Linked DNA regions of Homo sapiens: regions 1 and 2 are each linked to region 3. A link is an interaction called in ENCODE POLR2A ChIA-PET data of the cell type or tissue named here. Cell type or tissue: MCF 10A. All regions are shown on one strand.

Region 1 (4,000 bases), 590 kb after region 3:
CAACATGGTGAAACCCTGGCTCTACTACAAATACAAAAATTAGCTGGACGTGGTGGTGCATGCCTGTAGTTCCAGCTACTCAGGAGGCTAAGGCGGGAGAATCGCTTGAATTGGGGAGGCGGAGGTTGCAGTGAGCTGAGATCGCACCACTGCACTCCAGCTTGGAGGAAAGAGTGAGACTCCTTCTCAAAACAAAAAAAAAAAAAGGTTAAAAAATAATTATAAAAGGAATATACCCAGAGTTTTTTTATTAGAAAGTGTTGTATAAAATCTTGAAAGTAGAATAGTTCTATAAAATGTATTATCTATAGATCAGTAAGAGAAGATATAAAAAGACATATTTTTAAAACTAAACAAAATGAAAATGGAAAAGCAACATTAATATTATATGTGGTGTCAAATTAGCTTATTAAAAGAAATATAAAATCTAAAATCATATTAACTTATTAAAAGAAATATAAAACCTAACAGAAAAACTAAAATTAGAGGACAGAAATACCATATGTCAGTGGAGTTTAAAGCAACTGGAGCTGTGATACACCGCTGATTGGAGTGTAAATTTTTTTGTTGTTTCCTTGAGAAACTATTTGACGTTACCTACTCAAACTAAACATACACCTATACTCTGACCCAATAATCCCACCCCTAGGTAAATACTCAAAACAAAATGAATGCATGTGTCCACGGAAGGACACACACCTGCGCATTCACACCAAGTGTATTTACAATAGTCAAAAACCAAAATAAGTCAATTACCTGTTAACCATAGGTAGATATTTTCGGTCTCTTGGCTTTTAAAGCCTTCCATGATTTCCTATTGTTTTCTGACCAATTTTATTTCTTGTTCCTATTACCTAAAAGCTCACAGTTCCAAACAGGTGAGATTCCTTGGTCCCCACTGGATGTGACAAGGAAATATGTTAGGGACTCTGCACATTCGGGCAGCTGGGTCAAAGGATGGACAAACCTTGAGGGTTAGAGAATTAATTGCCCTGGGAAGGTCTCTGCAGGTTTATCTGCCTGGAGCGAGGTGTTTACCTTTCAAAGAGTAATAAAACCTGGATCCATTCACTTTGGTTTTGAATGGCCAAAACAATCCAGGGATTGTTAAGTGCTGTGACTTAAGAAAGGAAGCAGCCAATTCACAAAAGAGTGAATAAACATATACAAATGTCCAAGCTCACCAATACAGAAAAAAAAAAAAAACACAGCTCAATAACATTTTTCATTTATCAGTCTGGCAAAGAGTTTCAAAATTTTTTAACAGCCAGTGGTGGAAAGGCGCAGGTGAGCCTTCTCACACACGGGGATGGAAGTTACTTTGGAAATAAGTTAAACGCTTTAACTCACACACACCCATTGTTCGTTTTTGGAATTATCCAAAGGAAATATAGTGGATCCATGCAAAGACAGCAATTTCAAGAGGCTCATCACAGGGTTATTTTTGATAGAAAAACCTAACAGTCCAACAATAGGATGCTGGTTAAATAAGGTATGATATACCCATCCATTCTGAAATGCTGTAAAAAAAAAAAAAAAAAAAGTATTTAATGGCATGAAAAATGTTCACAACCCATTGTTTAATGAAGAACAAATTATAAACAATATGCAAAGTGTGTGAATATATAGGTACTGTACATGTGCACACATATGTGTAATGTCAAAGACAGAATTACAACAAATTTTGTTATAGATCTCATTGACTTTTATTGGCGATGAATCAGGGCAGCCTCCATTCTACAAAATAGAATGAGAGCTTCCACCAGGCAATGGCAGAACCGTGGGTTTTGTAAGGTAGAAACAAGGAATAGAACAGTAGGAAAAAACTGATTAGTTAACATCAGGTTACTTCAGGTTGCTTTTGTAATAAGGGTTAAAGCAGAGGGGACTTCCTTATATACTGCTGACTCAGGAAGGCTGGAATCTCCTGTTTGCAGGAAAACTTGGTCTGTTTTGGAAATCTATCTGCTTCTTTAAAGTTTTAGTCTGATTATGTGGCATTTAGCATGAGCAACTTCATTTTGATTTGGTCTGGTCTATTGGAGCCTAGTGCAGGAACTCAGTCTAAGACAATGGCCTCTCATAATTTTTGTTTAATGATAGAAAAACACTGGAAGCCTATATTACCAAACTGGTGGGAATATGGGATATTTAAATTTTCTTCCTTCTGCTTATCTATGTTTTCTAAGTTTTCAAAAATGAATACTCATTACTGCTGGATTAAGAAAAAGAATAAACATTATTATATTTAATAACACAAAGGAGCAAACTGAGAACTGGATGCAGCTTGGTAGTTGCCCGGGCAGGACACTGTCCCAAGCTAAGCTCCTCCCCAACATCCCTCAGGCCCAGAGCCAGCCCTTCCTCCTCCCGAGCGCCCTGCCCTGGGATTCTCAGACCTTGAAAGCCACAAGTCTTGAAAGTCTCTGAAGGAAGAGACAGGGAGCAAATGGAGTTTCTGATGCTTCTCCCAGGCAGGTGGGATCATGATGCAGGATTTTTCTTGGCCCCTTTGTGGGACTCACAATGGTGGATCCCCATCTACTTGGCCCACTGTACTCAGCCCCTTGCAAGAGGGAGCACATGAGCAAGCAAGTGCAGGATCCAGCTGGCCGCTCCAGGCACTAGCAGGAGCAAGCTCCATGCAGGGCCCATGGCCAGACCAGGCATGAGTAAATGAGTGTGGGATCCAGCTGGCTGCTCTGGGTGCCAGCAGGAGCAAGCTCCATGTGGGGCCTGTGGCAGCGCCTAGGTGGGGGCACCCACAACCCCAAAACCCCAGAGGGAGTGTTACAGTGCTCTCTTAGTTCCCCCATCTGCAGACAGTTATGTGTTAGCAGCTCAGTTGGCCATTTGTCTTGCCACACGGGGCAGCTGCTCTTCACCAGCAAGGGCAAAGGGCCAGTGTGATGGACTTTCTGGGTACCCACACTTGGTGGGTCCCAAGCTCTTGTCTGGTGTCCAAGAAGAATGAGATCACATGGATGAACTGAAGGATGGTGAAGGCGGAGAATTTTATTAAGCAATGAAAACGACTCTCAGTGGAGAGGGGAGCTGGAAAAGGGATGGGAAGGGCAGGTCACCTTCCACAAAGTCAGATTGTCTCTTCCCAGAATTCAAGCCATCTCTCTCCAAAGTCAAGCCGTCTCTCTTGAAGTCTGGCCATCTCCCCCAAAGTTCAGCCATCTGTCTCTACCAACTGAGTCTGGAGTCTTTATAGGCACAGGATGGGAGTGGGGTGGGCCGTAGGTAGTTTTGGAAAAGGCAACATTCAACTGGTAAAAAGACATTATTCATAAAGAACCAATCAGGAGAGAGTGGGCAAATGAGAATAGTTCTCACTTTGGGCTGGGCACAGTGGCTTATGCCGATAATCCCAGCACTTTGGGAAACCAAAGTGGGTGGATCACCTGAGGTCAGCTGTTTGAGATGAGCCTGGCCAACATGGTGAAACCTCATCTCTACTAAAAATACAAAAATTAGCCAGGCTTGATGGGGCACACCTGTAGTCCCAGCTATTTAGGAGGCTGAGACAGGAGAATCGCTTGAACCCAGGAGGCAGAGGTTGCAGTGAGCGGAGGTGGTGCCATTGCACTCCAGCCTGGGAAACAGTACGAGACTGCCTCAAAAAAAAAAAAAAAAAAAAAAAAAGTTATCACTTTGGGCTGTGGGTTTCAGGCTACTTTGGCTTGAAGGTGGGGTTTCACCTGGGACCCATCCCTGTCTGCTTAGAATTTCTCTGCCTCCTGTTTCTATCAATGAGATCTTACCAATATCTCTGAACCCATGATGTTCCCTCCATATGCTCGTCAGGTGCTAACCTACAGTATTAATACTTCAGTCCACTGTGGGTTAAATAGGTATATGTGAGCTGGGTGAGACCTGACCGCAATTGTTTCTAGGAGAGTACATTCCAGGATCCAAACAGTTGGCTTAATTAGACACTTTCAGCACCTAACATACAGGTAATTGAGAATTGCCTTTACACAGCTTTCAGTAC
Region 2 (4,000 bases), 540 kb after region 3:
AGATGATGTAAGAGAATAACTTTGTGACTTAGGAGTGAAGAGGAACAACTTAAAAAGAATCCCCAAAACAGAATGAAACAGAAATTAAATACTGATTAATAACATTGGAATTTAGCAGTTCTTTTCAACCAAGAACCCCAGGACAGAGTTAATATTTTGTACTTATTTAACAAACATTCATATATACTATGCATCAAGCTTTACTATGTGTTCCTGGGTGCTTTAAAATATCAACCGATTCAATATTCTTAGCAACCCCATGAGGTGGGTACCATAAGGTGCTGAGATGCACAGAGGTTAATCTGCCTAGGGTCCCATAGGTAACAGGCACAGCCAGAATTCAAACTCAGGTCTTTAGAGCCAAGTTCTGAACCACTGACCTACAGGGCCATGCCACAGAGTGGTGACAGATTGGGACAAGATATGTGCTATATCCAAAACAAAGAAGGACACAAATTTAGAATGTACAAAGAACTTCTGTAAATCAACAGCGTAAAACAGAGAAGCCCAATAGAAAAAAAAGGGTGCCAAGTGTATGAACAGGCAATTTACAGGAGAGGAGATACAAAGGACTGCTGACAAGCCTTCAGAAGAGAAATTTAAACTCATTATTATCAGAAAAATAAAAATAAAACAACAAAACATCACATTACACCTACGAGATTGGCAACAAGTCAAAAGCTGGGCATGAGGCTCCAGGAGGCTAATTGCATTGCTGGGGCAGGGATGGAGTGGACGGGTGCAGCCACTCTGGGGAGCAACTTGGTGGTTGTTATTCCATCTGGGTATACTCATACTTCATGACTCAGCAATCCAGCTCATTCATATGTATATTTATGTATGCAGGTATTCAGGAGCTGGATATATATGTAAATCTTCCAGGGAAGTTCTCACAGATGTCCTAGAGGGGAATGAATGTGTGAATGTTCTCATCCCAGTTTGGTCCTGGTACTGGGGAGTTGAGGGGGACCTAGATACCTGTTTCTAGGTGAAGCAACGTATACCATGTGGTGGGTACTCACTGTGGAATCCTATGCAGTGGTGTGAAACCACACACTGGGTGTACACACAAAAACACAGACAGAGAAACATTGTGCTGAGTAAAAAAGGAAACAGAATTACATCTATAGCACATTACTATTTATGTAAATTGAAAAGCACACACACAAAATCACAGTATGTGTTTTATAAAATATATTTATTGTCTTTTTTTTTTTTTTTGAGCTAGGGTCTTGCTCCGTCTCCCAGGCTAAAGTACAATCATGGTTCACTGCAGCCTTGACTTCCTGGGCTAAAGTGATCCTCCCACCTCAACCTCCCCAAGTACTTGGAACTACAGCCACATGCCACCATGCCTGGCTAATTTTTAAAAGATTTTTTTAGAGATAGTATCTTGCTGTGTTGCCCAGGCTGGTCTCAAACTCCTGGCTTCAAGCGATCCTCCCTCCTCAGCTTCTCCAAGTACTGAGATTACAGGTGTGAGCCACCGATCCTGGCCTATAAACTATATCAATATTTGTACTGATGTAAAGTTTATGCATAAACTATATTGTTTTTAAACTAAATGTTTGTTTACAAATGAAAAGATGGATACAGACATAGATCCAACATGAGGAATGGTTGCCCATGAAGGAAAGAAAATGAGAGTGGAAACACCTCTAAAAAGGAATGAATAAATTAAAATTAGAAACCAGGGTGGAATCTTGTGCAGAACAATGATGATTAATGTGCCCTGAGCCAAGAAGTATGATTAACTCAGCCCTCCATGTCATGTCTGAGTCAAAAAAAGTGTCCACAATTATGAAACACAATGATTAGGAAATGATCTTTTTTTTTTTTTTTACACAATGGTGTCATCTATCATAGCGTCTCTTTAAACCACAATGTTTCCTTATCTCTTTAGACTATTTTGTTTTTTAAAAAGTAAGTTTCCAATTAAACTATTAAATAATGCATCTGTCATACAGGGCTACACCCATATGCCTTTAATATATATATAATATATATACATAAATCAGACATGTTTTCTATCTTTGTCCTAAACAGGTACTTTGGTCTAATTTTTAGAGGAATTGGTCTCCAAACAAGTCCCTCAGAACTAGTCATGACAATCTACTGGAGATGGAAAGAGATCTTAGAAATTCAATCCTACCTAGTGAAGAAATTAAGTTCTAGCTGTTTCCTGTGTGACTGCTGCTGCTCTTCCTTTCTCTACACATCAGCTGTGCATGGCCCCCAGGTTGGGCGCCATGCACAGCTATCCTGGGGGTCTGGATGGTGGTGGCCTGTGGCTCTCATTTTTTCACTCCTTCACTCCTTCCACTGCTGCTGTGTGAGGCAGTTACCTGTGTCCATTTAGACTGTCTAGTTTTAACCAGATTCATGCTTACAAAACAGGCATAAAAGATTCCTGCAAAGAAACTGCAGAGGGAAAATAAAGTTAACCAAGAAAGCCAGCTGATCCAGCAGAAAGGAGCAATGGTGGCCTTTTCCCTACTCCTGACACAAGCTCTTCAACAGCCATGATAACAGATAAAACAATGGCAATCGAATCAGACCAGGCGAACATTCAGCCACAAACACTGAAACCATCAAGAAGATGTAAAGACTGGATTTATAGCCACTATCAATCTCTCTTATGTGTGTGTTGTGCCGTGACAGTGGCTAATGATAGCATAAACCATCCAGACATTGACAGGCTAAACGAGAACATGCATAAAAGGACAGACCTTTACAGGTTCTTCAGCAATGGTTAAAGTGAGGAAATGTTTAATTAATCCACCACTTTGAAAGCTCACTGCACTTAACAACAAATTTAAAAACTTCTTTCACATCTTCTCACTTCATAACAGTAGACTAAAAACATCACTTAACATTTGGGAAATGCACAATTTTTTCCCTACTAGGGAATTAGATTTCCTTGCTAGAGAAAAAAAAAATGGCTGAAATAAAATACGAAAAACAACTTAGCAACAGACTAAAATGTAATCCTTTGTTAATAGCTACTATTGAAAGACACATGTTCAAATGTTGGTGAGCATTTGAAGAAGCAAGCATTAGAATACGTTGTGTAGCCAGAGAGGTTTATTATACAAGAGGAAAGTAAGGATGTCCCCAACAGGTCTAGGCTTATAGCATTTGTTAGGTTCTGTATGGATGGTGAAATATAGCTTTTTCGTTCTGCATTTTTAGTAGAGATGGGGTTTCACCATGTTGGCCAGGCTGGTCTTGAACTCCTGACCTCAAGTGATCCACCCGCTTCGGCCTCCCAAAGTGCTGGGATTACAGGCATGAGCCACTGCGCCCGGCCGATGGTGAAATATATCTTTTTTTTTTTTTTTTGAGACGGAGTCTCGCTTTGTTCCTCAGGCTGGAGTGCAGTGGCGCAATCTCGGCTCACTGCAAGCTCTGCCTCCCGGGTTCACGCCATTCTCCTGCCTCAGCCTCCCAAGTAGCTGGGACTACAGGCGTCCGCCACCACGCCCAGCTAATTTTTTGTAGCTTTAGTAGAGACGGGGTTTCACCATTTTAGCCAGGATGGTCTCGATCCCCTGACCTCGTGATCTGCCCGCCTTGGCCTCCCAAAGTGCTGGGATTACAGGCGGGAGCCACCGCGCCCGGCAGAAATATATCTTAAAATCTCCTTTTTTGTGAACCACTAAAAGATGCCCCGGAGAAGATGCACTCAACATTAAATAACAATTTGAATAAAAATAGTGCCTCACAAGAAGACTGCAAGGTGCAGCCACAGAGGGAGTTGCTGCTTTCACTCGAACTTTCTTCTTTAAGTACAAGAAATTATGGGATTAGGTTTACAAATAAACTCCTCCCTTGAAATTCATTTGCAGAAAAGTTACTGTGGCATACAAGTTGACCACAATGCAACAAGTGCTGCCGAATGTCACCAATGTGGTTAGTTTTATTTAAAAAAAAAAAAAAAAAAAAAAAAAAGATCTCGGCCGGGCACTGGGACTCATGCCTGTAATCCCAACACTTTGGG
Region 3 (4,000 bases):
GGCTCCTGGCGGGGCGGCGGCGAGGCGGAAGCGGTGGGATGCTGCTGCCGGGCCGGCGTGCAGTAGGGGCGGACCCCCAGCAGGAGGACCCCGGCTGCGGCTGCGGCGGGGGTGTAGGTGGGCGGTAAAGGGGGAGCAGAGTCAGGGGAGGTTGGGAAGCATGGCGACTGTGGGGGGAAGGGAGGCAGCGGGGAAGCCACAAAAGCCTACAGCAGGCCGGGCGGGCGCGGTGGCTCGCGCCTGTAATCCCAGCACTCTGGGAGGCCGAGGCGGGTGGATCACGAGGTCAGGAGCTCCAGACCATCCCGGCTAACAGGGTGAAAGCCCGTCTCTAGGAAAAATAGAACAAAGTAGCCGGGCGTGGTGGCGGGCGCCTGTAGGCCCAGCTACTCGGGAGGCTGAGGCCGGGGAATGGCGTGAACCCGGGAGGCGGAGCTTGCAGTGAGCCGAGATGGCGCCACTGCACTCCAGCCTGGGCGACAGGGCGAGACTCCGTCTGGAAGAAAAGGAAAGAAACAGCAAAAAGCCAAAGAAAAAGCCTACAGCACCCGGTATTCCCAGGCGGTCTCCCATCCAAGTACTAACCAGGCCCGACCCTGCTTAGCTTCCGAGATCAGACGAGATCGGGCGCGTTCAGGGTGGTATGGCCGTAGACGCTGAAGGAGGCGCCTGGCTGCCCCAAGAGCCCAGCCCGGCCCGGCCGTGCCCGCCGGATTGCAGCCGACACCGCCAGCCCGGGGCCGCGGGGCTCGGATCGGGGACCCCCGAGCCGCTGGCCCGCGGCCTTCCCCCGGCTCCCGCGCTCCCGAGCTTCCACCACATCGGGCCCGCTCGGAGCAGGGAGTGCTCCGAGGCGTCAGGGCCCAGGGCCCACGATCCTGGGACGCCCTCCGGTCCTCCGCCCTGTCGCGGAGGCAGCGTTTTGGATCCCTCGCCGCACAGGGGCTCCTGCGAGGCCCCCTCTTGCCCCACCCACCCAGAGCCGTCAGGGCTGGCCGAAGGCGAACAGCCGGCCCAGCCGCGCGGGGCCTTTCTCTCACAACGCCCCCACCACGGTCGCTTGTCCCGACCAAGACCCGGCCGGGGGGGCAAGAGGGCGTGGGGTGTAGCGGGTCGGGGGGTGGCCCTGTTTTGCCCCGGGCTGGCACTAGAGGCGGCGGCCTGATCTCGGGTGAGAGGGCCTGAGAGAAACCCAGACACACCCCACCGCCACCAGGAGCAAATCCACTCCCCCACACACAGACACACCCGTTCGTTCTCGTTCCGGAACCCGCACGCGAGCACGGGTGCGCAGACGCACGCACACACACACACGGTGAAACACAGACACACACGGCTTGAAGGAGAGCAAGGAGAAGATGGATGGAGAGATAGAAACCGAGGGAGGGAGAGAGACAGCGATCGAGAGAGACCGGAGAGGTGGAGAGGTAAAGAGAGAGAGGCTAAGAGGGACAGAGAAAGGGAGAAGTACAGAGGTACAGAGGGAAGGCTAGAGAAATAACGCGAGGTCCAGGGGGAAACCCAGAAGAGTGAGGAGGAGGGAGCTAGAGAGCGAGAACGTTTGAGCCTTAGAGAGGAAGCACCCTACTTCGGTAGGCAGCCCCCTTTTGAGCAGTCCGGAATAGGGTGGAGGGGTTTGAGCTGTGCCTGAGCAGGGCGGCCAGGCGGCCCGTGCGAGAGGACCAACGGAGCGCTGAGACGGGTTTTTTCTTGGATGAATTGCTTGCTTTGGAGGTGGGTTTCGTAGGCTCCATTCTTTCTTGGCACCTCACTGTGCTCTTGGTACCTCACTGTGCTCTTGGTGCGGTGCAGTGGGCCCCGAGATTTGCAGAGTGCGCCCGCCCTTTTGGCGGGAGCCGTGGTACCGGGCGCGTCCGGAGGCCTGGGTCTCTGGCGTGTCCTCGGTACTGGAGTTGACACGAAGTGCGGGGCAATAGGAATCCGGGTGCACAGGGACTGTTTTCCTGGTGGTTGGCGAAGCAATGTCCTTCCTCCCGGGTAAAGCAGTCCATGCGTTCTGGAGCGGAGATCTTGGCTGGCGTCTGTGGTACCCGCTGCCCCTGCCCGCCCCTTCCCCCGGTTTATAAGGTTGCGACTGCGCCGGATGAGTGAATTGAATTGCCTGGTGGATCCGGGAGCGGGAAGGCACCGCGAACGGCAGGGAATCCTGGCCTGCACCTTAGTGATCTGAGGCGTGGTGTTTCTGCTGGATCCGGTTTCATCGTGTTGCGCCGCCCATCCTGAATAGTTGTGATGTTGTTGCCTGGCTGTGCTGCAGGTTAGCCCACACTAAGCGGTCCCGGGCTGTTGTGTGGGCTTGGGCGTGTGAAAAGAGGGAGCAGATTTACGGTGCGGTTGAGAAGTACGGCGACCAAACGGTAAAGAGGGAGGAACTTGAAGTCTAAACAAGCCTGCGTCTCCTGGTTTTCTCAAGTGGCGTTTCATCTAAGTAGCGGTCTGGCCCAGACCCTGCTTATCTTCACGAGATCAGAGGAGACCGGACGCCTTCGGGGTGGTATGGCCTTAGACGCCGGTAGTGCAGCCTGTCTGCCCCAAAGGCGCGGCTCAGCCACGCCCGTCCGACTCCATGCGCCACCTCTAATCCAGTGCCATGGGGATCTTATCGGGACCCGGGAGCCGCTCGCCGGAGGTCTGGCTGGGTTGCTCTCCGTGTCTACGCCCAAGCACCGTTGCCCGCCGCCTTGCGCCTTCTGTTGGCCTCTTAGAGCCTTCCGTGATTGCTTGCGCCTAGGCCACTCGCTGGACCTCCGCGGCGCCACCCTGTTTCCTCGCGGGAGTGCCAGAGGCCTTTTCCCCTGCCCAAGCTCTGGGATCTCCGGGCAGCCTCCATTCCGCCGACTCTCCAGGCCTTCCCCGGCTCCGGAGCTCCAGAGCTTCCATGACTTTGGGCCGCTCCGGACTTGGTGTGCTCTGAGGTGTCAACGCCCAGGGCCCACAGTCCTGGGATCTTCTCTGGTCTTTTGCCTTGCGGCGGGGGGATTGTTTTGGATCCCTTGCTGCCCCTCTTGCAAGACCCTCTCTTGCTTCACCCACCCAGAGCCGTTTCTTTAAAATTTCAACCATGTTCTGAACTGCAGCTTTACAGTTGAATATTTTCTTTCAGAATAATTTGATTCTGAACTCGGTTTTTCTTGACATACCTGAATTGTTTCATGTGAGCCGGCAATTTCACATGCTTTTACTTTTTCTTTTTTTTAAAATTTTTATTTTTGAGACAGAGTCACATTATAATCTATTACTTCTACTAGAGATCTGTTTCTTCCTATTTAATGAATTATTGCTTTTCATATAGTCTGAAATTTGTTTTTTCTCTCTTTCTTTCTCTTCCTCTCTCTCTTTCTTTCTTTCTTTCTTTCTTTCTGACGGATTCTCGCTCTGTTGGCCAGGCTGGAGTGCAGTGTTCGATCTCGGCTCACCGCAACCTCCTCTTCTGGGTTAAAGCCATTCTCTCGCCTCAGCCTCCCGAGTACCTTGTACTAAAGGCGCGCACCAACCTCGCCTGGCTAGTTTTTGTATTTTTAGCAGTGACATGGTTTCTGCACGTTGGCCAGTCCTGTCTCAAACTCCAGACCTCGGGTGATCTGCCTGCCTCGGCCTCTTAAAATACTAGGTTTACAGGTGTGAGCCACTGTGCCCACCAGCTTTTACTTTTTCTAAAAGCCATGTATTACCCTGTTCAAGGTACTAGAGTACCTGTTTACATTCCTCTATAATATGGCAAACATTACTAATTTTGGGCACACACTCTTCCTTTGTCTTATTGAATTCAAGTACCTTTTCGTCAGGTTTGACTTCCAGGTTCTCTAAATGTGCTTTCTGGAGGCTGAAGCAATCATATTGCTGGAGATATTTCTTTACCTTTTTGATAACTGGTCTAAGAAACAAAGATTTTACATTTTATCAGGATAATTATCTGTGGTTCCTGTTGCTTGTTTTTATTAGGTTTTTGATTACTTGACAAAACAGCGCTTAAAAGGGT

What was found. ChIA-PET counts read pairs that join two places held together with the same protein. Peaks named below come from ENCODE experiments on the same cell type or tissue, not always from the same donor. Only the 100,000 strongest peaks of a DNase experiment are listed, where the experiment ranks them.
Region 1: POLR2A ChIA-PET joins it to region 3 with 7 read pairs; 1 of 35 experiments calls an interaction of 5 or more read pairs at or near these places.
Region 2: POLR2A ChIA-PET joins it to region 3 with 5 read pairs; 2 of 35 experiments call an interaction of 5 or more read pairs at or near these places.

What each region holds. Positions count from the first base shown.
Region 1 is chr1:229,236,512-229,240,511 of GRCh38, forward strand. No RefSeq gene overlaps it. Among named protein-coding and RNA genes, the nearest start is that of TMEM78, 11 kb to the right of the region's middle. In MCF 10A, no CTCF peak of the experiment used is centred here; a DNase peak (open chromatin) is centred at 2,360.
Region 2 is chr1:229,190,444-229,194,443 of GRCh38, forward strand. No RefSeq gene overlaps it. Among named protein-coding and RNA genes, the nearest start is that of LINC02815, 38 kb to the left of the region's middle. In MCF 10A, no CTCF peak of the experiment used is centred here; DNase peaks (open chromatin) are centred at 768 and 1,768.
Region 3 is chr1:228,645,504-228,649,503 of GRCh38, forward strand. It overlaps a transcript of RHOU not described here, the pseudogene DUSP5P1, RNA5S17 and the pseudogene RNA5SP18. Among named protein-coding and RNA genes, the nearest start is that of RHOU, 88 kb to the right of the region's middle. In MCF 10A, a CTCF peak has its summit at 1,526; DNase peaks (open chromatin) are centred at 1,508, 2,238 and 2,658.